Linked DNA regions of Mus musculus: all the other regions are linked to region 2. The links are chromatin loops, found by intact Hi-C in ENCODE. Cell type or tissue: left cerebral cortex. All regions are shown on one strand.

Region 1 (5,000 bases), 140 kb after region 2:
TGATTAAACAGCAGGAGAAGAGACATCAGAGTCTGAGGGAAGGTGCTAAGGGTTTAGAGTCAGAGAGATAATGAAGACCTCGGGGAATTGCTACTGACCCCAGGCAAATTCCTGAACCCTGCTGCAGTCTCCTCCGGTGACAGAGCCTATCAAGATGGTGAAGATTATGACATAATTCGTCCTGTGCAGTCTGGTATTATCTGGCCTACAATGGGTAGTCATTACTGAAAATGGATCTCAGGAATAAAACGGGAACTTTTAGCTGAACAACATATCCACTGCCTGCAAAAGTGGAAACCATATTTTCGTCTCTTATTAGTAATTCAACACTGGGGGGAAGGAACTCTTGGGGGGGGGGCGGGGGGGGGCTGGGAGGGGCAACATTTAGGATGTAATTAATTAATTGATTTTTAAAATATAAGTAACCCAACAAAATAGAAAACAGGCTAGAGTCACAGTACAGCTTAATAACCTTAGGACAACTGGGTAACCTGCAAGAGCCTTAAATGCCTAAAGTGTGTAGCTTGGGTCAAGGAGACGGGTTGTTAGCAAACCTGGTTTCTACCTGAGTTTGCTTCCTGGATCCCACAGTGGGGAGGGAGGGAACTAGGGAGAGGGAGAGGGAGAGGGAGAGGGAGAACACACCAACTCCTAAAGTCCTCTAACCACCACACACCTGTCTAAAAAAGCACGGGGTTGTAAACACACATCTAAAATAGGGGACTTAAAAAAATCTAGCTAATCAGACAACTATAATATTAGGGATCATCTATATGTATCTACACAGAGCTCCCAGCAAATACCTTGATGGTTAGTGCATGCTCATCAGCAGGAGTTACTGCCATTTATTAATTTTTCCGATAAAAAAGGAAAAAGATGAAAATCCAAACCAGCCATGAAATCAATAGTCTCAGATTATGAAGAAGTTAACATTTACTCATTCCATAAATGTGTAGTGTGAGGCTGCAGTGTGGAGAGCTGCCTTCTCCACACTGAGGATGGACCGACCGAGAAATAGGACCTGGTCTCTGCTTTCCCAGGACTTCGCATCCTAGCAGCGGAAGAAGGCTGGCAGATGGAAAAACAAGCAGATGATTCCAGACAGCTTTAGGCTCTGTGAAGAGCTGCAAACAGGGCAGTGTGGAGTTGATGGACAGAATGGACATTTAGCCTGGATGCACTGCAATCTGTCTGAAGGTTTCTGGAGGCCAAAAGGAGGTCCTCACCTTGTATGATGCTTAGAGTGTTGAGTGTGGATGACCCAAAGTCAGAGCTATGCTTACCTATCTCTGAAACCATCTTCTGCAGCTACAGTGTAAATAAAATACACTACCCAAACGATCTCATCAAGTAATCAGATTCCTAGGGCACTGCGACATCGGAGGGGACTCCAATGCCCCAGCCCCGTTCCCTGACACAAGGTGAGAGACAACTTTATGTCCCTCTCAGCTCCAACAGTCTGGGAGGCGCGCGGCTGGTTAAGAAGTGTCTGAAGGACACAAGACAATGCCACGGGAGACGCCAGAGGCACCAATCACCCGCTGAGTGCTTGAAGCCCCAAGGGAAGGGTGCTCTCGGTCCCAGTGCAGACACTGTGGAGCGGTGTGACCTGACTGGGGAGGCCGAAGAGCGAGGTGCCTGCACCGCAGGGCCCCAAGCTCGAGGGTGTAGTAAAGCCTTCCTCCTGGCAGAATTAAGCAGGTTTCCTGTGCCTCCAGCCCGTCACAGCGCCAGGCTGTGCCGGGACAGCTCCTCTACGCGGCATCCTCATGCACCCGCACGCAGGCTCCTGAGATCCGCTCCTTCTCCGGGTCCATCCCCGCCAGGCTGTAACTCGAGGGGCACAGCTCCAGGGTGAGCAGCACCAGAGTGCTTCCTCCCAGAAAACTGGCGCTTACACGACAGACGACCTCCTAGTCTCAGGGCTGCCCCGTGGACCCGGGCTTCCCGGGACCACCACAGACACAGTCTGAACCATAGAGAATGGCTGCGTCCCCGAGCCTTCTCGGGGCCTCCACCACAGCTCAACCCCAGGCGGGCGGACGCCCTGTTGCTCACCTAAGTGTTCCGCTGCTGGGGACGCTTCTCGATTCCCCAGTGCGTGCTTCAGACCGAGAAGGACGCAAACCGGGCTTCTCGGGTCCCTGCAAGTCTCAGCCGACGGCAGTTCCAGCACCAGCCGCAGGAGACTGGGGCGCCGAGCGCTGCTCGCAGACAGATGGTGGGCGAGAGCCCGCGCAGTGCACCAGCTCTCCTGGTGCCGGGGTCCCTGGTCCCCTGCTACTGGCCGGTGTGCGATCCCCGCGACCAGTTCTCAATACTTCGCCTAGAACTTTAGGGCGCGCGCTGCCGGGCAATTAGCTGAAGAGCTGGAGCGAGGGGAGGGAGCTAAGAGGAGGAGCCTGAGTTCTCCACTGGGCGGAATAACGTGAAAAGGGCGGTGGAGGGGGGGCAGCAGAGTGGCTCCCACTCCCACCAATCAGGAGTCATCGGGGGAAGGCGGTGAGGCGTTGGACTTGGAAGCTGCAGGCGGATTCCGTGACGCCAGCCAGGGTTCAGGGCGTGTGGAGCGGTGGAGAGTGATGGTAGGTGTGGCTGGGCGGGGCAGCGGCTCCCAGCATCCTTAGAGTAGTGTGTGCCCCTTAGGCTTTCAATAAATATTTAGTGAATGACTTAGGAGGAAGTTGAGGTTCGCGCGAAAGGAGCTGTTTTAAGGAGAAGATTCCAGGGGACTAAAGTAGTCCAACGGACAATAATCACTTGAACACTGAAAAGAGCTGAGAATAAATAAGGGGGAAATATGTGGTGAGCCAAGGGTTAGACACAAGATATTAGAAACTGGTTCGGACTTTGGGGACCTGGCCCCCAGAAGCAGTTGTCCAGATTGGTATAGGGTTACAGAGGAGGCAGGAAGGGAGAAAGGTGTTGTTGTTGTTGTTGTTGTTGTTGTTGTTGTTGTTACAGTTCCCGTCCATAGGTTAGGAAAGAAGATGCAGTGTAGTTTGCGATCGAAACGCAGGAGCATCTGGCTAGATGTCCAGGCCCATCCGACTTCACCGCCCACTTGCCAGAATCCTAGCTTGGATGTCAGCCACTGATAATTTGAGGTCAATTTGCAAACCGCACATGAGTCCAGCGCCGCAGGTGGCCCGGTGGGCAGGGAATGATGAATGCCAGGAACAGATGTGATCCTGCACCTGCGGTAAAGGCACACCGGGTTTCTGCCCTCTCAGAACCTACATTTTAGAGAGGACGCAGACGATAAACCAAAGAGAGTATATATATATATATATATGTGAATAATCAGGAAAACATTGGTGAACTGTTAGCACAGAGAGCGCCATGCAGAGAGCCTCCGAAGGGGTGATGGAAGAAGCTCAGGCCCCTGAAGTCCTCTGGGAGGAGGTTCTCAAATAGGCTCCCATAGCAGGAAGGACTCAGCAGCTCTCAGGCTCAGGAAACGCTTTCTGGGCACTAGGAACTGCAGATGTATTTAACCCCTTTAAGATCCATCTGGCCTGCCTCACCGAACTGGGCATGTTGGCTCCTTTGGCTCAGCTGCTGACACTCTAGATGTTCCAGAGTGCCAAGTACATGCCTCCACCAGCGGCTGACCGTTGTCAGGCTGACCCTGTATGAACGTCTCTGAGGCTCTTTCTCACATCTGTATAAACCATGTTTCATTCACTAGGTTTGGATATTCACTTTCTGGAACCTTCCACGGATACACTCTCTGGAACTGTCTTTGGCTCTGCCAGGTGGCCGGGGAAGTTTGACGAAGAAAGCAGATTTTCTTGATGCTGTGAGCCCTAGCACTCGGCAATCCCTATATAAATGATGCAGGGCTTCCTAAACTACACCAAACCGGAAGGAGCACCGAGGAGCAGGCCTGAGGCACCTTGCCCACGCCCAGCTCAGGTGCCTGAGTCACACTCACTTTTTTTCCCCTCCCTACTCCAAATCATCTTGTTGCATCCAGGCCAGCTTTTCTACCGAATACATGCCTTTTATCCCACAGAAATGTTTTTGCTACAGGCAAATCCAACCTTTGGACTTTGTAAATGGTGTTTATCGTCTCCAAAGTTCACACGCCAGATTACACAATCACATAACTATATACATACACATATTGTGCTGAGCCTAATTCATAGTTACCTGGAACACAACGAGGTGGTAGCCTGTACCAAATGGCCTAGTAGCCAAGGCTGGACAGAAAGCTATGGTTTTATTGTTTAAGCTGGCATCCTGTCCTTGGATTTTTCTTAAGTTTCTTCCAAGCTGACTGTGTGTTCCCTGTTGGTACTGAAGGCAGTTAATGAGTCAGGATGAGAGATTTGTTCATATTCAAAGTGCTTTGCCTCCAAGAAAGAGGAATCTCAGCCAGTCTTTTCAGTTTCACTTCCTCTTCTAAATAAACTTCCAGGCGCTCCACTCCTACAAATCAAGAGGGGAAAGATTAAAGTTGAAACCCACGCAGAGTTAATTATCTTGCAAAAGCTCGTTACTGTCCTAAAATTAGCTTTCCCCACAGTCCTATTTTAGCACAACGATCTGAATGTACTAGAGAAAGATCAATGGTTGCATATAGTAAGTTTCGAGAGTCTTCTTCTCTGAAGAGCTGAACAAATGCTGTTGATCTTTCTAGAGACTCCACCACCTTGTAGGGTTTTTCTACGTTGGCTTAATTTCTTTCTTTCTTTCTTTCTTTCTTTCTTTCTTTCTTTCTTTCTTTCTTTCTTCCTTCCTTCCTTCCTTCCTCCCTTTCTTTCTTTCTTTCTTTCTTTCTTTCTTTCTTTCCTTTTATCAAATGTCAGTGTGTGTATGTGTGTGTGTGTACACGCAGCACTGCATAAATGTGAAGGCCAGAGAACAACTTGCAGGACTTGGTTCTCTCCTTCCACCATGTGGGGCCTGGGGATCAAACTCGTGCTTAGTGGCAACTGTCTTCACCCCATGAGACATCTCCCTGGTCTGGCTGAAGCTTTTTAGCCTCTGAAGTT
Region 2 (5,000 bases):
TATGGGTACATGGAGAGCTGCAGGGCTGAAGGATCCCCAGACAGCCTGCCACGGTGTTAACTGACAGACTGGGGAGCAGACAGAGACAAAAACAGCACCCACACCTTCAGATTCCTCAATGAGATCCCGGCTATGGGAAGGAGGAGGCGGAACCCTGCTGTTGCTTGATGTATCTTAGTTCCCCATGTGCTGTCTGACTCAGCAAGACCCCTGCTTCTCTCTGGAGGTTTGGAGAGGACTTTTCGCTAGCTCAGGGACCCAACTCCTATAATCAAGGCAGTCCTCTGCTTCAAAGTGTTTTATCATTCCCCCTTCTCCCACGTGACAGCTCTCAAAATAGTCTAGTCAGTTTTTAAACTGCAGGATCGCATGCAGTTAAATCAGAAAAATTTAACTCCTCCAACCCCAGGTCTCTATTCACCTGACATATCTTCATTATGGAGTGTAGGAACGAGTAATACAGCGTCACCAGGAACTTGGGACACTTATGAAAATCACCGAATATAAACTTCAAAGCACACTATGGTATACAAACACCATGTGCCTGCTCCGTAATCATTTTAAATCTTATAAAACAGGGAGAAGCATGTGGTTCATATGGAAGACATTGGATTCCTCTCTATATAGGGAGAAGCATACTGCCCATAGGGGCTAAAGGAGATCCTGTGATATATACGTTTGATAAGAATACAGATATAGAGCAGTGGTGGCGCACGCCTTTAATCCCAGCACTTGGGAGGCAGAGGCAGACGGGTTTCTGAGTTGAGGCCAGCCTGGTCTTCAGAGTGAGTTCTAGGTCAGCCAGGGCTACATAGAAAAACCCTGCCTCAAAAAACAAAAAACAAAACAAAACAAAAACAAAACAAAAGAATACAGATATGATCTTTTAAAGCCACTATAGCAGATCAATAAAATGGTATTTGGTCAACTGCCTTTAGATGAACTGAAAATAGGTTTTTGTGTTTTTAACTTTTTAAACTTCTTTTGCATCAGTTTGTGTGTTATGTGTTAGCATGTGGGGATCAGTAGACAACTTGTAGGAAGGTGTCAGTGTGGTCTAAGGACTCGAACCCAGATCATCAGGCTAGGAGGCAGGCACCTTTACACTGAGTGACCTCTTCCTGGCCTGGGCGAGATGGAATTTTAATTGTCTTCACTAACCTTATTTTATAAGTTAGGAAGCAGGGGCTTTCAGCATAGAACCTGCTGCCTACCACCTTCCCAACCGATGTGCTATATCTGGTCCCAGACCCTACACTGTGCTCTCTCTCTGTGCACAGCAGGGACTGCATCCAGAGATGTCTCTCTTGTACTGCTTCAAGCCACAGCACACCATTAAGATGTCTTTTCATGACCACTTAAAGAAAAAAAATCTTTCTCTGCCTGCATCCATGCCAGAAACCACTGGAGAGAGGCGGGGCCAGCTGCCCCACGAAGGCAAGGTGTAGGGCCACTAGGAATTTGAGCATGCTCCAGTGAGTACATGAACAACACAAAATAGACCTTTCTCTCTCCCTCCTCCTTCCCCCCTTTTTTTGAGAGGAAAGGTCAAGGGGGGAGAGGACAGAGGTGGGAAGACTAGAATGTGAACACAATCAGGATACATGATGTGAGGACCCCCAAATAATCACTAAAAAAGTCACAGTCTACCTGCTGAAACTTCAAAATAGATACAGAATCTGACTACTTTTTCTCACCCTGACTGCTTATCCCTCATTGTGTCCTAACTGGATTCTTATAGAATCCTCCTAACAAGTCTCTCAGATTGTCCATTTCCACATGATCCACTTTCAAGGTAAATAAATATCCAATCTTTCTAACCTTTCTGTGCTGCATTTATTTCTTTGTAAAGCAAATTCAGAGAGCCTGTTTTGACCTCAGCATACTGATGCTAACATCTGCTCTCAGTATCTTCAGATGAGAATACTACAAGATACCAAGCAGTTTGAAAAGTCTAGGGCTTGTCCTTTTGAACGCACATAGAAAGGGCCCATTCACAGGCGATACTTGATCTTTGAGGTTGGAATCCTCTCTATGCACGGGAAGAGGTAGCCCAAACTGCTGAGTCTTTGGTAATTATTTAATCTTGATTCTTTGTTTTTGAAACAAGATCAATAGGTATCCCAGGCTAGCCAAAATTGTGATCCTCCTGCCTTAGCATCCTGAGTACTCAGATAACCTCATCAGTCTCTGTTATTATTACATCTTAAGCCATGAAAAAGAAAGATTGTAAAGGGGGATGGATTGAGGGTTCAGCAGCTAAGAGGTCTTGCTGTTCTTGCAGAGGACCCAAGTTTGGTTCCCGACACCCACACTAAATGCGCATAACTACCCATAGTTTCAGTTCCCAAGGATCCAGTGGTCCCTGTGGCCTCCAAGAGCACCTGAGCACACAAGTGTGTGCACACACATGCACATGAGCTCATGCACGTGCACACACGCAATCTTAAACTGGGGCCCCTACTCAAATCATTACTATGTTTCTTTGGACATCTGTACTGCTAGAGGTCACAGGAAACCACAGAATCCTCCCAAATTTTAAAAGCTTGTCACCTGCACATACTGGATAAGTATAGCCTCATGCTGCCTCCATGGGGCAGACGGTCTCCTGGGTCAGAAGCCGAAAAGCCACACAAGCAGGTACAGACATAAAATGACAAGGATGTTGCTGTGTCTTAGATATGCTACGCTAGAGGGCTTCATATAACAGTGAGTCATCTAGTGAGGACTTGCATAAGAACAGGAGGAAGGTGTGTGTGTGTGTGTGTGTGTGTGCAGAGCTGAGCTGAGATATACCCAGCACCCCATAAAAAGGAGACTCTGACCTGAACTCTGATCTACTTCTATGGCAGAAGGAAGGCACATCTTCACATTGAATACTCTCCTGTGATAATAATCCTGCTTCTCACATAATCTGCTAATGGGGAAATCCACCTGTCCCAGCAAATACATAGCAAATACAGACAGTGGTAGCATCCCAGTCCCAAGAGGCTCGCTTTTCTTGGGCACACTAAATGCAGCAGCCACTTAAGTCACAAGGCTAAAATCCAAATGGAGGATGTGGCTCCGCCTCTATCAGGACCAGTGGTCATTAGGACAGCAAAGCCAGCATAAGGCTGCCTGAGGGCTTGTTTTCTGTCTCACAGCAGTGTTCAGCCTCCAGTGCTAGCAGGGGGATACAGCAGATCTTATCCTCCCTCCTGGGCCTCTGTCACTCCTCTTAACACTCTATATTTAAGGATGCTTAAAAGTTCTCTCTAAACATGAGAACAATAACCAGGCATTCTCTCAGGTGAGCGTATTACTGTGCCAGCATCCTTCCACAGGCCATGCACTGTCACTCCCATTGGAAGAGGACACAGCTGAGGCTCCATGGGCTGAGGCTCCATACGAAAGGCTGCACACCAAGCAAACAGGGGCACAGCCTCTGCTGCAGACAACGGCCAGATGGTTTTTGTGTGTTTGCTTTTGCCTTGGGATCCAGTTCATACAGACTAAGGTATCTGGTCCTCTCTGGTGATGTCTCTGGGCACAGGGGTACCTGCCCTTGGACTCTGGTCCTCCTCTCCAAGTGCCACAGCAGATGTGCTGGCAGACCCCATGACTGGTGCCACCCCTCCAGGGCTCCATGGCTGCCCCTCACCTTCCCACCTCACATGCCCCTCTCCCCTCACAGCTCTTCCTCCTGCCCTGATTGTCAGCTGTAGTTTGGGGCTATTTTGGGCCTTCATTTTTTTTTTCTTTTTACAAGAGTGCATATAACACCATGGTAACCAAATCATGTTTTCATTTATCCTCATTCCATTTTGAGTTCAGTATTTAAATAACCCAGCTGAATTTGAATCAGACAGATTACTGGATCCCTTAACTACCGATTTAGCCTCCCCCTCTGCCCATATTAAGCAACATTTATCTGATTTTTCACCTGGGAAGCCACTGGCAATACATTTGGGGTGTCTGTATATTCGTTTTCCTGAGTTCCAGGGAACACACTTGTTCTGGGTTTAGGTTTCTGCATTTGTCTTCTTTGCGGTAGGGTCTCACAGGCAGCCTAAGCTGCTCCAGACCTCTCTATGGAGCCAAGGCTGACCTTGAACTCTCAGCCCTCCTACCTGAGGCATGACCACTCCCAGCCTATACTACATTAGGACAAGCAGTTTCTTTAGTTTCTGGGAGGTTGGGTGTGGAAGTTTGAACCTGTAATCCCTTTACTCAAGTGCCTGAGGCCAGAAGAGAGTGTGTTTGAGGCCAGACTGCATCTGCAGTGAGATCATCTCAAAGAAAAAGAGAGACAAAGGGTGGGCGGCAGAAAAGAAAAGCCAAGCTCACCACTCTGTCTCTCCCAGTCCTATAATGCAAATCCATTGACAAAAATAACCAGAAGGCAGAGAATGTTTCAGCACCCCCTCCCCCACTCCCTCTTTATCCTCAGTTTTCTAGGAGTTGAGAGAGAAATATATCAAAGTAAGGACGACGTAGTCTCCTGAAAGGGGAGGAAGGTGCTTTTCATCTTTCTAAAGGTGCGATTTCTATTTTAGCTGAAGGAGTGTTCCACATGGGCAAACACATGGGGGTATTCATTCCCCGGTACACTCGAGCCCTCACACAGCAATAAGGACAGGAATCTCACAGAGCAGCCAAACTTCATAGACCAGACCCTTCTCTGTCCCCACAGATCACTGGTGGTGGCTGTCACCCCCACTTTAAAGAGGAAACTGACACACAAAGAGGCTAAGTTAAGTTGCCCAGAGTTCTACAGTCTGTTGAAACAGAACTGCACTTCTAATGTGAGCTGCGAGGTTCCCGAACCTTCCATGCTAACTTTCGTGGAAGGATCTCACGGACCCCAGGCCACAGAAGGACAACATGGCTATCCACTAGATGAGGACAGGGACTCTTTGTCTGTCTCTACAGCCTCCCATTCCACTGTGGGGTCTGGGCATCTGCAATAGTACTAGGCACACAGGAAACATTAAAAAAAAAAAAGGACACTGCTTATT
Region 3 (5,000 bases), 92 kb after region 2:
TTGAAAAATATGGTCAAGTGGCTTGTGGTAGTTAAAAAAAATAAAATAGGTACAAAAAAGTCATTAAATGATTGACAGTGGATGGTGCATTTACACCACAGGCTGTATAATACACAGTAAAATACTAAAACAGGCATAAGAGATTTTTTTATTTAAAATAATTACATATTCATAACTGTTAGGTCTCAAACCCAGGACAAATGCCTAAGGTGCCCATTAACATATCAAAGAGAATGCTGGCTGCCTGTTTCTTCCAGCATCCCTCAGTCTCTAGCTGTTAAAGGGCCCTCTTGGCTGGCACACCCTCCCCATACTCTGAACTCTCCAGCCCAGCTATTGGGCGGAACTCCCCTCCCCAGCTTCTCTGGCCCCTATATAACTCAACCATTTTGGTTACACTGGTCTCCTGGCCTGGGCCACCCTTCTTGGTCAGCAATACTTTCCCCTCTCCTCACATGGCTTCACTTGTTTGATTCAGACTCCCCAGATGTTTCTGCCTCTGGCTGCACTCTCCCTTGTATCTACAGTAAAATAAAATTTAGACAATAAAGTTACCATTCTGCCTGAATTTAAAAAGAATGGCAATGATCGATTAACATAATATAGAGGTTAGGTTTTGTTGGAAAATTTGTTGGACCCCTTTTCCATGCAAGGCACTGCTGTATTTGGGGGTGCCCTCACCCCCTACAAACACTGACATTTAATTTTCCTCTGTAAATTTTATTTTATGTTCTCTGATGTTTATCTTGCAATGAACAGAAATAGCATAAGTAAAGCAGAGGGGAAAGACAGGAGAAGGGAGGGAGGAGAGGGCGTGGCAGCCAGGCCTACATCCCTGCTACTGGGGAGGCTTCAGCATGAGGACCCCATGTTCAAAGCTTGCTTGGGCTACAGAGGGATGTGAGGGCCAGGGCAGTGAAGTGAGACACTTTGCCAAATCTATAAACTGTAAGGAAGGGACTAGGTGATAGCTCGGTTTTGAGTACCTGCCTAGAACTGGGGTTAATCCACTGCATGGGGCCAGCACAGTCTCCTAAAAGCAATCCCTTTGTCTCTACCTAATTCATTCTGAGGTTCCTCCTGGCAGAGGAGTCATCAGCAGGATTATCTCCACTGCTCCCTAAAATACAACCAACTTCATGACTAAGGGATCCAAACCTGTTTGTTTTCCTCAAAAATTAAGTTTGAAAAGTCCTCCTCAACCTGATCCCAGACAGGAAAAGAAAACTGTTTAGTTAGGAATGATTCACAGCCTGTAAGAAATGAAGACGGTCTCCAATGCAACCTCTAGTGGCCTCCACAGTGCACAATAATCTGGCAAAGAGCCTCGAGGCCTTAAGATGCCCCTAAGACCACTGCCCTTAACAAGGTCAAGCTGCAGGCCAGCGAGCCACCTTCTTGCCCCTCCTGCGAGAATGAAGTCCGCACATCCATGGGAAAGTAAATGTCCACTTTTGACCCAAAAAACAACCCCAGCTCTGGGCTTTGAAGATTTCTATGCAGACTTCTGCCAGGTGAACAAAAAAAGACAAGGTGAAGAACAGTCATTCCAGCTAGGGACAGGGCCTGCAGGCAGCAGGGCTGCAGGGGACGGCGGGGAGGGGTGGGGCTGCTGAAGACAGGGTAGACATAGGCTCAGAAAGATGACTCTGGCAAACATGTTGAATGCCATTGATGTCAGTCAGTCCTGACCCACATGCAGCAGGAAACCAGACTGGTACTAAGGTGAAAAGCAAGTTGAATAGAAAGAATGGAAGAGGAGATAAATAGCTGAGCTCCTAAGAGCATATCTAGTGGACGTTAGAGAGGCCTTTGGTAGGGCATCTGTGAATCATTTTCATTTTAGCTAATGACTTCATGTTATACATAATTGTGATGGTTTGTATATCCTTGGACCAGGGAGTGGCACCATATGAAGGTGTGGCCTTGTTGGAATAGGTGTGACCTGGTCGGAATGGGTGTGTCACTGTGGGTGTGGGTATAAGATCCTCACCCTAGTTGCCTGGAAGTCAGTCTTCCACTAGCAGCCTTTGGATGAAGACATAGAACTCTCTGCTCCTCCTGCGTCATGCCTGCCTGGATACTGCCATGCTCTCTCTTTGATGATAATGGACTGAACCTCTGAACCTGTAAGCCAGCCCCAATTAAATGTTGTTTTTATAAGACTTGCCTTGGTCATGGTGTCTGTTCACAGCAGTAAAACCCTAACTAAGACAATAATCAACAACTTATTTTTCTGTACATTATTCTTCAGTCTTGCCCATATGTCACATGTAATCCTGGTTGTTTCCTTTGAGCTGTTCTACAGAATTGTACTGGTGAAATATACAGATATCTATCCACCCAGACATTTATATTGCTTCCCGTTTCGTGTTCAAACAATGCAGCTGCAAACAAAACGTACATATGACACACCCACACACCTTTGCGGCACTCTACGTATCTAGTTTGAGTGCTGCATCCACAGTGCTACTGGCTCCCACCAGCTACTTAACTGCCAAGAATCTCTAACCTACCACCCTGTCTTCCGCAGCCCTTCAGCCTCGCAGCGCTGGTGCCTGCAGGCACTGTCTGTAGTGGAACCAAATGATAGTTCCACTAAGAAAACATGAGCTTTCTCCACTTTGCACGTCGCCCCTGCTTCCAACAGCCACACTATTTAGTGTGAACAAACCTGTAGATATTGAATAGTTTGCTTGGTTTATTTTTCCCCAAAGTATATCCCATGAAACGTTGAGAGGGAACTACAGAGCTATGTTCTGCTTAGGCAACAGAGCAGAAACAGCTTTGAGATGTATCTGGCTGAAATTGGCAGAGGGTAGAGCTTAGCTGCTGCCTTGACCTGAGTGTCTGTGTCCTCCATTCTTACCCACCCCCACCCCCACCCCCGTGGTCACACAGGATGACACCTAGTCACCACAGTGAGGGATTAGGTAAGACCTCTGAGCAGTAATTAGTCTAGAGCACGATTAGCCTGATTTTAAAGGGTCCCAGTATGCAGTCCTGCCTGATGTCTGCCCCGAGACAGAGGAAAGACCATCTGTGAGGCACAAAGCCTTCAACACACACCAAACCTGAAACACCTTGACAGTGGACTATCAGCCTCCAAAATGATGAATGATAGACTTCTGCTGTTTATAAACTGCCCAGTTTGGGATAATTTGCTATAGCATCCTGAATGAGACCTGAATTAGACCACCTGTTACATAAAAAGCTACAGAAAGTCTTTCCAAAATTGACTGGTCCACTCTTTGGGCATAAAGTACCCAGCATCCTTCCTTCTACCCTGGATTCCAAGACTTCTACAAGGTCCAAAACAGCTTCTAAAATGTTGTCATCTTCCATTTTAAGACAAGATGAAGGGAAAAGAAAACCAGTAAGGATAGGCTCTCAGCTAAACAGCTGTCTTTTTATTAGACTTCTGGGTGGCTGCTAAGTCAGTCTGTCTCTGTCTCGGTGATTCATTCTCTCTCTCTCTCTCTCTCTCTCTCTCTCTCTCTCTCTCTCTCTCTCTCTCTCCCACCCCTCTCTTTTGCATGTTCATCATGCATATCCATGCACTCAGGTACACACATACACATAGGCATATGCATGTGCCAGCTTTAGTCATATGACAGTACCTAGCTGTAAGAAAAACTGAATAAGCTGTTTGTTTGTTACTGAAGTATCTATGTTTTGAAATAACAAGTGCAGTAATGAAAGAGGAAAATGAAAAGTCCCATACTTTAGGGAGAGCGGGAAACATGAGAATTATTAATTGTCATTATAAGTGAACTGATTCAACAAGATGCCAAACATAAGAATAAGGATGAGGGGTGCAAGAGGCGGATTTCAGAATCCTGAGCTGAGAGCTATCAGATGAAATCATAGGAATCATTAGGATGACCAAGGTCAGTGCAGAACAAGAAGGGCCAGTGAGGGCCACATAACAGGGAAGGCAAAGCCTAAGAGAAAGAGAGGAGCAAAATTACTGCAGGAAATGAAACACACTGTTCAAATAAATCAAAGAGCAAAAGGCTTCAGGGGAGTAGGGGCTGTGAAAGCCTCTGCAACCAGCCTAGCAGTCACTCTCATGGACACCATCATTCCCACTATACAGAGAGTCACTGGAACTACATGTATATATGTATATGTATGTATGTACACATATACATGTGTGTGTGTGTGTGTGTGTGTGTTTATATGTATGTTCCCATTATACTGGAGAGCTACATGCTTGTATGGAGCCTGAGTTCACTCTCAACCCCAGGCTGTAAATGGAAGATTCTAAACCTCTGAGGTAAGCCCAAGCCTCTTACCATAGATAAGCTTAGGCAAGCTCCTAACATAAAACCCTGGCTAATGAGCCTCTAGGCAATGTTTGGAGGAACAGCACACAGGGGCCAAAGCCTGAGTAATACATTTGCCCCTTTAAGACAATGAATGGAGCCACTGGGACGCTTGAAAGCTTCCAGACTTCTTCATGGGTTTTCTGATACTTGCATCCAAAGCCATTCACACAGGAGGGAAGCCCTGGGAGACTGGAGATTTAGAATGTAGTATCCCAGTCCAGTCACTGAGAGTTCCAAAGATGGTAGCAGCTCTACAGGCTGGGATGGTACAAGCAAAGCTTGGATGGCTTCTCCTAGTAACTCTGCATCTAGAGAAAAAGAAACAAAGATACATGCCGAGGTTGAGAAGGAGATCGGAAAGAAACTTGTACTTTTGAAGATGAGAGTCTGGGAACCTGGAATCTGCAAAAAGATGTTAAAATGCTGGCAAGGAGGGGTGGAGAGATGGCTCAGCGGTTAAGAGCACTGGCTGCTCATCCAGAGGTCCTAAGTTCAATTCCCAGCAACCACATGGTGGCTCAAGATTATCTGTAATGGGAGCTGATACCCTCTTCTGGTGTGGATAGCTACAGTGTACTCACATACATATAATAAATAAATAAACCTTAAAAAAAATCAACTGTTGATAAAGGAGTCAAAAATCAGGTAAAGAGTGAATTCAGGGACAGC
Region 4 (5,000 bases), 63 kb after region 2:
CATTGTCTGTGGGAGCCTGAACCACATCAGCCGTAACTCCAGAATGAAGCTGAGATAGAAGTATCTTCTCGTAAATTCTGGTCTGGAGATCAAGGTGTGCAACCAGGGTTGCGTATTAGTCTAGAGCTTTTCAGATAGTCCCTTTAACAGTCTTCCCAGAGGCCATCCACTCTGGGTACCTCGTACCAATCTCAATCATTATACCCAACAGTTTCTCCACCCAACTCCCAAGAAGACTGAGGGAACACGTCTTCTGCTGTGTGCTGGGGCCAAACCACCCTGGGTCGCTTGACTCAGCGGGGCACCTGTCTCCGGCTGCCTCACCATAAGGAGTGATGTCCCCATGTTCAGCCTGTCCTGTCCAGTTAGCTCTCCTTAGAAAAAGATGGAACAACCTGATTTGCTGTTTTGTGAAGAGGAAGAAAAAAAAGAACCAAACCCAGCAGCTTTTGCTCTGGGTCTGGGGCTCCAGCCTTATAGTCTTCGGGCTTTCCAGCTTCTCTCACGAGCCCAGCTCACTGCAAACCTTAGCTCTGCAGACATGACTCTAGCATGCTTGTGCAACCACCCTGGGGCCTTCCCAGGTCATGTGCTGGAGAATGTTTTCTGCTTCCTCTTAAACCTATATCTGTAGGTACAGCATCTAATGGGTTCTGTGTGTTTACTTTTATTGTGGGCTGAGTACTTAATGTGAAGTTAGCAGACTTCGGGTGTACCGCGCAGGCTTCTTATCTACAGGCAGGAGGTTGCTCACCAGATCTCCAGAGCTTACCTTGCAGAAACACAACCCTGTAACCAGCCCAGCAACATCCTGTTCTCTCCCTCCTCCCATCGCTGCGTCTCTGCGTGTGACTATTTCAGACAGCTTACATAAGTGAGGCTGCCCAGTGTTCCTCTTTCTGCAACTGGCCAATTTCACTTAACACATGATCCATGCTTTTGTCTGCAATAGGATTGTTCTGGTTGTATGACAGGCCACATGCTGGCACTGGGTTCTTGATGCATTCACGGGTCCCCGGGCCTTAGGGTGTTTCCACGCCTTAGCTGTCCTGCGCATGCTCATGGGAAGTACAAGCGCTACCAGAGGCATCTATGAAGGTTCTGCCCTCATGTATTCTTCCTAGACGACTCCACTCTCGGCGATCTTACCTGTGCCCAGAGTTTCAGTAAGGCAGCTCACACCCAGCTCTTTCCCCTCCCCACAGCCTGCTGAGGCCCGGGACTGATCCCTCCAACATCAAAGCTCCTAGTAACTCTCTTGGCGGTCAAGCTGACACCTGGTTCTGATTTCCCAACCAACCACACAGCCCTCATCCAAACAGACTCCTCCCAGATTCCCAAATACCAAGAGTGGCTTCCTCTATGCTCATCACCTCCGACTGGCTTTATATTCTTTTATTCTCAAAACCACGGATCCTGTTTCTCTCCTTGCTTACTTCCTTACTCATCTCATAGTCCCATGACCTCGTCACGGCCCAGGCTTTCCCTCCTGCTCCTCATCCCCAAGCTGCAGAGGGTAAGTAGACATCGCAAAGCCGGCGTGTGACACTTGCCACGATACCGATACCGTTTACGGAGGTCCTTGGACTCCAGCTCTCTGCCACTTGATGCACATTACTAAATGGGTGGTTTTCTCACCTGACAACAGATGTTGATGACAGGAAATTTTGAAATGCCAATATTTTAGCTGCTACTACTCAACCTCCATCTCCAAAATATCACACTCATAAAAGCTCAGGGTACTCCACCCTCCCACAGTGGCACGCCTTTATCCTCATTCATCTGTCTTCATGGAACCCCTCCTCACCCGCTTTTTCTTCCCCATCTGCAGAAATGTCCTCCATCCTCCTCAAACCATTTTAGACAGTGCCTTCTCCATAAAGCCTTTCCTCCACCTCTCCCCATCCCCAAACAGCTTTGTTTCCCTTTTGGACTCCAGCTTTACTTTTGGACTATGAAAGTATTAGTCATGTTTCCTGTAGCTGGAGTCATTCTCTGCATCCTGACGGCTGGAGGCTGGGATGCATCCCACTTACAGGCGGCATTTTATCCGGCTCTGCACTCTGTAGAAAAGCCATGTCCAAAGATTGGTAGCAAGAGTTATTAGGAGCACATGTCTTCCCACAGGCACACGCCTCACTTCCTGTTCCATTTGGGACAGGCTCAGAAACCTTGTGGGCATGTCTTCCTTTTCATGCGTGCCATTCACAGACTTCTCTGAAATGCCTGTAGAGCCCTCAGCCATGTCTAAAGCATACTTCTTTAGTTTGTCATCTCTCCCTGCCACTTTATGTCTCTGGCCAAGGCTTCTTTATTGTGCTTGAAGGAAACACAAGGAGGCAGCCCCTGCGTTATTTTCTCAGGTTTCTAAGGACAGCAACTAAAGGGAGAAGTTAAGAGTTTATTGGGGGGTGGGGGGAGAATAAAGCCTGCAGGGGGAAATGAGCCATCAACCCTCCTTCTAGCAAGGTGCTTGGCATCTGACAAAGCTCCATCTCCATCTGCCTAGGGATGCACAGCCCTGGTCCTGCTGAGTCTCAGGACATCTGCAGCCCCCTCCTAAACTTTCTCATACTCCTGTTCTCCACTCAATCACATTTTAATGTTCTTCTATTCCTTCTTACCAATCTTCCGCTCAACTCTCTTGATCAGGTTAGCAAATCTCTCGGCAAGCATGCTGGCCCTGCAATTCTAACTGCCATAATTCAAACCATACGGACCGCACAGCCTCCAGAGCAGCTTCCATTCCACAGTCTACTCTGTCCTGATGGTAGAAACATCATTCTGTGCCTCTGGTCCATCAGATTCCAACCAGGACACAGAACTAGGCCTAGAAATGAGAGCCATGACTTCTGGTCACCATCCCAGCATAGAAGTAACTGTATCTGGACAGTTAATAAAAGAAAAACAGGGGATGGCGAGATGGCTCAGTGGTTAAGAGCGCCAACTGCTCTTCTGAAGGTTCTGAGTTCAAGTCCCAGCAACCACATGGTGGCTCACAACCATCCGTAACGAAATCTGATGCCCTCTTCTGGAGTATCTGAGGACAGCTATAGTGTACTTACATATAATAAATAAATAAATCTTTAAAAAAAAGAAAAAGAAAAACAGAATTCAAGCCTATTAATAAAGTCACTTATGTTTTGAGTCTTATGGATTTAGCATAAATGATGTCAGTCCTATAAAGACAAAAAGTTTCCTTAAAACTAGGTTTCTTGGATTATTTCTGTGCCCCTCAGTTGGAAGTGCCAGCCACTTCTTCCCTGATTGGCTTCTAGAACAGAAACAGGATGTCCTGGGGATAAAAATCTTCCTCCTTGTTTAAATGAGGAGGGTTTTCAAGTTCCAGGTAGGTATCATGCTTGCCTTAAATAATCCCATATTTTCTGAATAGGGCTGACAGGGGAGATCCAATTCTCAGTCAACAGTGGAGAGCCATTCTTCCAGTGAGATGTTTTCTCCAACAAACTAGCACTCTCCTTGCTGCATGATCACCCACATGGTTCCAAGAGCCAGAACAGATCAGGGTGACTAAATATTCTTGTTGGAGAATCAGAGTTCCTGGGCTGAATGGAAGTAAGTCTAGCACCTGCATGGAAAGTCAAGTGCGGCCCAACCTCCTCTTCCTCCTGCCGTTTTATTTTTTGTTTTGTTTTGTTTTGTTTTGTTTTGTTGGTTATTATTACTTATTTCTCTGTATCTCAAAAGAAACATTTATGAAGCTGGGTGGGATGGCACAGCTTGTAAGCTCAGCCCACTGGAAGGTATCCCAGGAAAGCTAGTCTGAAGCCATGCTGGGCTTCCCAGCGAGACTACCTCAAAAAACAAAAACAAAGATGTGGGGGGTGGATACCAAAGCAGGTAAAGTGTTTACCTGGCAGGAATATGGCTTAGCTTAGTCCCCAGTGCCCATGTTGAGAATTAGACATAGCAGTACACATCTGTAAGCCTAGCATTGAGAAGGCAGACAGAAAGATCTCTGAGTCTTGTGAACTCCAAGTTTAGTGAGAGACTGTCTCAAGATAGTGATGTGGAGTGCTTAAGGAAGATGCTCAACACAGACCTCTGCTTTTTACATGCACCTGCACACACACAGATATATAACACACATAAACAAACAAACAAACAAAAAGAAAGAAACTTATGAGGCAACATGGAATAATAATGGGTGCCACAGTGAAAGACTGAAAGCTAAAAAAAAAGCAACTACATGGAGGAACTTCCATTATTGTGCATCTGGAAAGCACAGGCTCTGTGCAGGGCGCTGGTCTCAGCCCGGGCAAAGGAAACTAAGTAACTCTAGCTCATAAGGAAGAAAATGAGCAGCATGTGAGTAAAAGGAAGCAGACAGGACACGGGGCTGCTGGCAGGTGTGCTGGGTGGAGTCTAGAAGATGGGGCGGCGCCTAGCTAAACAGTAAAAAAAAAAAAAAAAAAAAAAAAAAGTGCCCTGCAAAGAATGGAGCTGGAAGAAGTCCACTTCCTGTGACATTTCTCAATCTTGGCTTCAGAACAGAGTCACCATGGTAAGCTACAAAACCCCCGAGCCTGACTCTACTTGATACTAAGGAACTTGACAGACTCCCTAGCTGTTTCTGGGGTTTCAGGGGGTTGGGCTATAGATTCACGTGGTCTTCCACAAAGCCAGATAGGCTTACACGCAGAGTTCCCTTCTCTTCATGGGGTGTTTAATTTCACTTGTGCACCGAACGCCAGACCTATGCTGTGGCATCTAATTTATAGCAGATTAAAATGCAGAGCAGGATGTGACTTAGCAGTCTGAAGGGTACGGAGAGACAGCACCACCCAAGAACCTAAAATAGCACCTGGTGGTTTGAACTCTACCCGTGGGTGGCATTACCCTCCCTTAACTGATGAAAGCTTGGGAGACACAGGATAGAGTTTTAACAATTGGCCACTGCACGCGGCATTTTAACTTAAAAGACTATCAACCGAGTCACTCTGCAAAATGCTAATGCATCTTTAAAAACTTCTCCATCT
Region 5 (5,000 bases), 82 kb after region 2:
CCTCCCACCCTGCTTTTCCCATTTCCCCTTCACAGCGCCTCGACTGCATGGAACTACGAAAAACACAGGTGCTGCTTAGGGGTTTTCTGTCAACTCAACACAAACTTGAGTCTTCTGGGAAAAGAAAACTTCAACTAAGAAAATGTCTCCATCAAATTGGCCTGTAGGCAAATCTATGAAGCATTTTTTTTTTAATTAATGATTGATGTAAGTGCTCAGGCCATTGTGGGCAGTGCCTCACCACGACACGTGATCCTGGGGGGCAGGGGGGGGGAAGTATAAACAAGCAAGATGTGCAAGCCCTGGGGAGCAAGCCATGGGGAATGCGCCAGTGAGAAGTCTAGGCTTCGGGCACTGCCTCTGCAAGAGTAAGCAGAATAACACTGCCCCGCCCCAAGCAGCATTTGATGATGGAGTTTTATCACAGTAGCAGAAAGCAAACTAGGACAACACAAGACAGGAGAAATGGATGCAAGAAAACATCCAAAGACATGGAAAGAAGCTACACCCCATTCCTCCCCTTTCTTATTGTCTGGATTTTCAATATTTCAGAATTTCAATATTCAATAACAGCTTATTCAACATTTTATACCCAATTACGTAAAAATAAAATGAATTTGAAGAACTGTGAAAATTGTAACCCTTACATGGTTTTTATGGGGAACAGGGTTGCTGGAGTGTGAATCCAGGGTCTCAGGCATTCGAACCACACACTCTACCACTGAGTGATGCTGGGGTCTAATGTAGCCCAGGCTGACCCTTGAGCTTGCTATGTAGCCAAAGATGACCTTGAACTAGTCATGATCCTCTTGCCTCTACCTCCCAAGGGCTGGGACTGCACCATGAACTCTTGATTCCCATCTGATTTTGTATTTGTTGTTATGAAGTTGGGATTTTCCTAGCTCAGTAGTACCAGGATGGGTTTCTGAGCAGAATTACTGACTCTGGAAACAGCAGTCACTCAGTAGCCCTTCTTCCCAACCTTGACATGGTGACACTATTTGAAACAATTCTTCCATGCCTGCCCTTACATGTAAGGCTAAGTTTACTCTCTGCAAGAAGGGAGTTAACTCCATTTATAAGTGTTTTGTTAATGCCAATTATCTTCAACCTAATCAGCTCTCCTGAGGCCCAAAGGAGCCACTGGACAACCTGATTTTGGCCAGGAGGCCCTGAGATGCCACACGCACCCATCCTCTAGAGCTCTGGAGACCTGGAGCTGCTGACACGCCTGTCCTGGAATGAGTGTGCCCCTCTTCTGTTTCTGTGTGTGGCACATGGGCAGGCACACGCGCACGCGCACGCGCACATGCACACACACATGCGCGAGGGAACGGTTTGGATTTTATTTTTAAATCCCATTGCATGCACACAGTGTTGGACTAAAGGAGCCACTACTGAGACAGAAATCTTTCTGGTATGATTTTCACTGAGCCACAGTGAGCTACTCCTCTCTGTGAGCCCTTTGACACATCCCAGGAGCCCGTGCAGTGCAGGCCAGCAGGTTTGAGTTGACGTGGATGTACACACCTGACTTGGTTACTTATTGTCCAATCCTTGGAGCATGGAGGATCATGTCTCCTTGCTGTAAAGCAGACTGGTGTCTTTTCTTGAGCAGAAGAAACACCCTAACTCCAGCGTAAACACCCCAATACTGAATGAAGCATCCCCACTTCCCTGCTGTCCTTCTCATTTAATGGTAAAGTCCACCTTCCTTTCAATGGCCAGTGGGCGAGCCTGACAGGTGACAAGTGAGCACAAGCAAGGCCAGCTTTCCTTCCATGCTAAACCGAGGAGAAAAATCCTCCAGGAACAGTCTCAGCTTCTAGGGGCTTAAAACGCAGCTGGCATTCCCTGCTCTGCCTGGCACACTTCACTGCCTATTTCTTTCTCTAGCTGTAGCAACCAGAGTCATGGGTCCGGATTAGCGATGGAAACCGGAAGGGAGATGGGTTTTCCAAAACAGCGTGACCGAGCAGGCTTTCTTCTTCACGCTTTAACGCTGGTAGAGTTAAGAGGGCAACTAGTTTCCCATTCTTCCATGGCCTCTGCTTTACCCATTTTCAAACACGGAAAAGGGTGACGTGAACAGATACTTGGGCTCTCACAGCTTACTTCTGAGGCAAGATGGTTTACCTGAGGCTTCTCTCAGATGGTCCTTGAAAAACTAAAAGGAGCCCTTGCCAGCCTTCTGCAGAGGTGTGATGGAGCGAGCCAAAACCGGCTAGTGGGTGGGCTCCTAGAACACTCTCTGTTGCAGTAACTGGAATCAACTATCTTGTGTGTGTGCACTTGTGTGTACAGGAATGTATTAGCCACACATATGGAAGCCAGAAGAGACCATCAGGACCACTCCACTGTTGATCCCTGCTTTATTCCCTTGGAATTAGGTTTTTCTTTTTCACTGCAACTTGCCCTTTCCCCCTCCCGTAGTACTAAGGTTACAGGTACGTGTAGGACCAGGCCTGATTTTTAGGTGGATGCTGGAGATTCAAACTCAGGCCAGCATGTGTATGTATGTAGCAACTGCTCTTAGACTTAGAGCCATCTCCCTGCCCTGTCACAAGGGCCTTCTTGGTATTCAGCATGGAGACAGCCTACAGTGAGCTATTCACAGCCACAGGGCAGTGCTGATAAGGTAGATAACACTTCATACAAAGCAGTGTGGCAAAGGGCCTGACCTTTGTTTTCTCTTAGTTAGGGATTAAAAAGATTTGAGTAGATATGGGCACTGATGATTATTCAATTAGCTGTTCCACGATGAGTCTCGGGTTCCAAGAGGCACAGGACAGGGGAGCACTCTTGGCGGGGGGGGGGGGGGGGGGGGGGGACACACAATGCCCCATTCTCTCCATCTTGGTCCCACCTTCAGGGACTCATGTTCAAAGTGAGTCCTAGATATTTCAGAGACAGCTCTGAAGCCAGGAGCTGGCAGGGGAGTTGGCAGAAGGCAGACATACATTTTATATGCAGTTTAGAGGTTTCTGAACAGCATTTTTCTAAGCTCCAGGCTTACGGGATTTACATTTTATGACTCAGAACACTAACTGTGATCGCCAATGTTCTTATTTTTAGACTTTTTAGGCTGAGAATATGACAATAAATTCTACCTACTCTTTCTACAAACCCTCTCTACTTCCTCCAGGGAACAAAAAAGCTCTTGGCATTTTCTGGGTATTATTTTATTTGCATATACAGGTATGTAGTGAAAAAGTTGGTAAGTAAATAATTAATAACTGGATCTCAAAGTGATTCTTACAATTGCTGCATAAGATGGCAAAACATCCCAGGGGTACAGAAATAACTTGTGCATGGGTGGACTCTTCAGTTTCCTCACGGCATGCTGGCTCTCAGTTCTGTCTGTCTGCTCAGACAAGTGGCAAGGGACAATGACAGAAGGACCACAGTATGACAAAAAAGGAGACCGGAGATGAGTCACTGAGATCACAAAAGTAGTTTGTGCTTTCGACCAGTAACGCTTTGCCCTCCAGAGCCTTACCTGCCCTCTGCTCTTTTTAAAATAACTTGTATTAAGGTATACTCGATATACTGAAATGCACTCCTTTTAAGTGTCAGTTTGATGCGTTTGTAACAACTATATCCACCTACATAACCACCACTTCTGTCAAAGAGGGAACACGTCTCATTCAAAACCTCCCTCACAGTCTGCGGTGTGCCTGCAGCTCCACACCCGAGTCCTCTGTTACTGCCATCGTGTGACTTGTCCTAGGACTCCTTAGCCCTGGGACAGCACAATGTACAAAGCTTGGGTCCAGCTTCCAGTAAGTGTCATTCAGATTCCCAGTTCCTTATTCCCATGGCTCAGTGGATACCAGTGCAATTTATCTGATCTGGGCTGATGAACAAACAAATGAAGGCTGGATTATCAACATTAACCTGCCATGAACATTTGCATAAAGGCCCTTCTCTGGGGCAAATGTGTAGGCCACTGGGTATGTTTAACTCTACTGACTGCAACTTATGTTCCAAAGTGGCTTCTCCACTTTATGCTCTCATGACCAAGGTCAACACGTGGGATGCCAGGCTTCAGTCAGTCGTGTGCAGGAGTATGTAAACTTCCATGAGTTTAATTTATGAAATTTCAAAGTTTAAAGCATGAATTCCATTTTGTTCCTCCTCACGAAGAAACCCGCATCCTTAGGATACTGGGCAAATTAGGTATAATGAACAATGGGTCAGGAGCTAGGGGGTTGATTGTCGTAACCAACCTTCTCACCAAAGAGCCCTCGGGTGTCAGAAAAACAAACTATCTCATCTCATTTATTTTTCCTATTAGTGATAAATAATTAAGTAAAGAGCCATCTAAATGGCTCAGTTGGGAGAGTGCCTGCTACGAAGCCAGATGACCTGAGTTGGATTCCCCAAACCCCACATGGTTGAACAAGAGAACTAAGTTGTCCCCTCACCTCCACATGCACACCTTGCCACCAGCATGCCCCCTCATCAGTAAATAAGTATAAAATAAATAGGTAAGCTGGACCAAAGAGTACTGAAGTTCTTGTTATGAATCAGTTTTGCTAAGAGCGTCGGAGTCCTTTCGTAGGCCAGCAATGTTCTGCATGACGGCTGTGGTTTTCCGAGAGAGTTGGTATACACCCTAGTCAATGAAGAAGAACTAACTCCCCCAATACACGTGCATCTAGAAAGAAGCCTCATTTGATGCTCCTCTGCTTGGGTCTTCAGGCCGCATTGCTGACCCCTGCTCTGTGGTGGTCATCCGAGCTTAATTTCAAATTACACCTACTTCTTAGACGTTCTCGGTGAAAATGCATAAACACGCACTTCTGGCCATTTGTATTTTCCTTCTGAAGCCTTAAGCTGCACAGAGTGACCCCGGTCTCAACCTGTGCTGCTGCGTATATGAGGTAACCCTACCAGCTTCTAAGCAAATGCCAGAAGCCATGTCTGTCTCTTGGTTCCCATAAGGAAAGGTGAGGTTAATGGAACAGGCAGAGTTGGAGGAGGAGGGCAGGAGCCAT

The links. Peaks named below come from ENCODE experiments on the same cell type or tissue, not always from the same donor. Only the 100,000 strongest peaks of a DNase experiment are listed, where the experiment ranks them.
Region 1: a loop joins it to region 2, with 3 times the contacts of the local background. A loop is called at or near these places in 12 of 42 quality-filtered maps.
Region 3: a loop joins it to region 2, with 4 times the contacts of the local background. A loop is called at or near these places in 8 of 42 quality-filtered maps.
Region 4: a loop joins it to region 2, with 3 times the contacts of the local background. A loop is called at or near these places in 6 of 42 quality-filtered maps.
Region 5: a loop joins it to region 2, with 7 times the contacts of the local background. A loop is called at or near these places in 9 of 42 quality-filtered maps.

Annotation. Positions count from the first base shown.
Region 1 is chr6:50,453,767-50,458,766 of GRCm38, forward strand. Osbpl3 (oxysterol binding protein-like 3) reads right to left here and starts at 2,588. Exons shown (of 24, transcript NM_001347213.1): 1 at 2,059-2,588. In left cerebral cortex, a CTCF peak has its summit at 2,184; DNase peaks (open chromatin) are centred at 655, 1,159, 1,560, 1,719 and 3 more places; H3K4me3 peaks cover 2,745 bases; H3K27ac peaks cover 2,276 bases.
Region 2 is chr6:50,314,570-50,319,569 of GRCm38, forward strand. All of the region lies in intron 17 of Osbpl3 (oxysterol binding protein-like 3), which reads right to left. Among named protein-coding and RNA genes, the nearest start is that of Gsdme, 55 kb to the left of the region's middle. In left cerebral cortex, a CTCF peak has its summit at 2,681; DNase peaks (open chromatin) are centred at 114, 2,767, 2,954, 3,856 and 1 more place; H3K27ac peaks cover 3,228 bases.
Region 3 is chr6:50,406,997-50,411,996 of GRCm38, forward strand. The region is part of intron 2 of Osbpl3 (oxysterol binding protein-like 3); the gene reads right to left. Among named protein-coding and RNA genes, the nearest start is that of Gm52900, 28 kb to the left of the region's middle. In left cerebral cortex, no CTCF peak of the experiment used is centred here; a DNase peak (open chromatin) is centred at 2,475; H3K27ac peaks cover 32 bases.
Region 4 is chr6:50,377,237-50,382,236 of GRCm38, forward strand. All of the region lies in intron 2 of Osbpl3 (oxysterol binding protein-like 3), which reads right to left. It overlaps Gm52900 (a long non-coding RNA gene), which reads left to right and starts at 4,456. Exons shown (of 3, transcript XR_003956428.1): 1 at 4,456-4,525. In left cerebral cortex, no CTCF peak of the experiment used is centred here; DNase peaks (open chromatin) are centred at 855, 1,993 and 4,722; H3K4me3 peaks cover 417 bases; H3K27ac peaks cover 4,219 bases.
Region 5 is chr6:50,397,017-50,402,016 of GRCm38, forward strand. The region is part of intron 2 of Osbpl3 (oxysterol binding protein-like 3); the gene reads right to left. Among named protein-coding and RNA genes, the nearest start is that of Gm52900, 18 kb to the left of the region's middle. In left cerebral cortex, no CTCF peak of the experiment used is centred here; DNase peaks (open chromatin) are centred at 365, 1,265, 1,795, 2,222 and 3 more places; H3K27ac peaks cover 3,506 bases.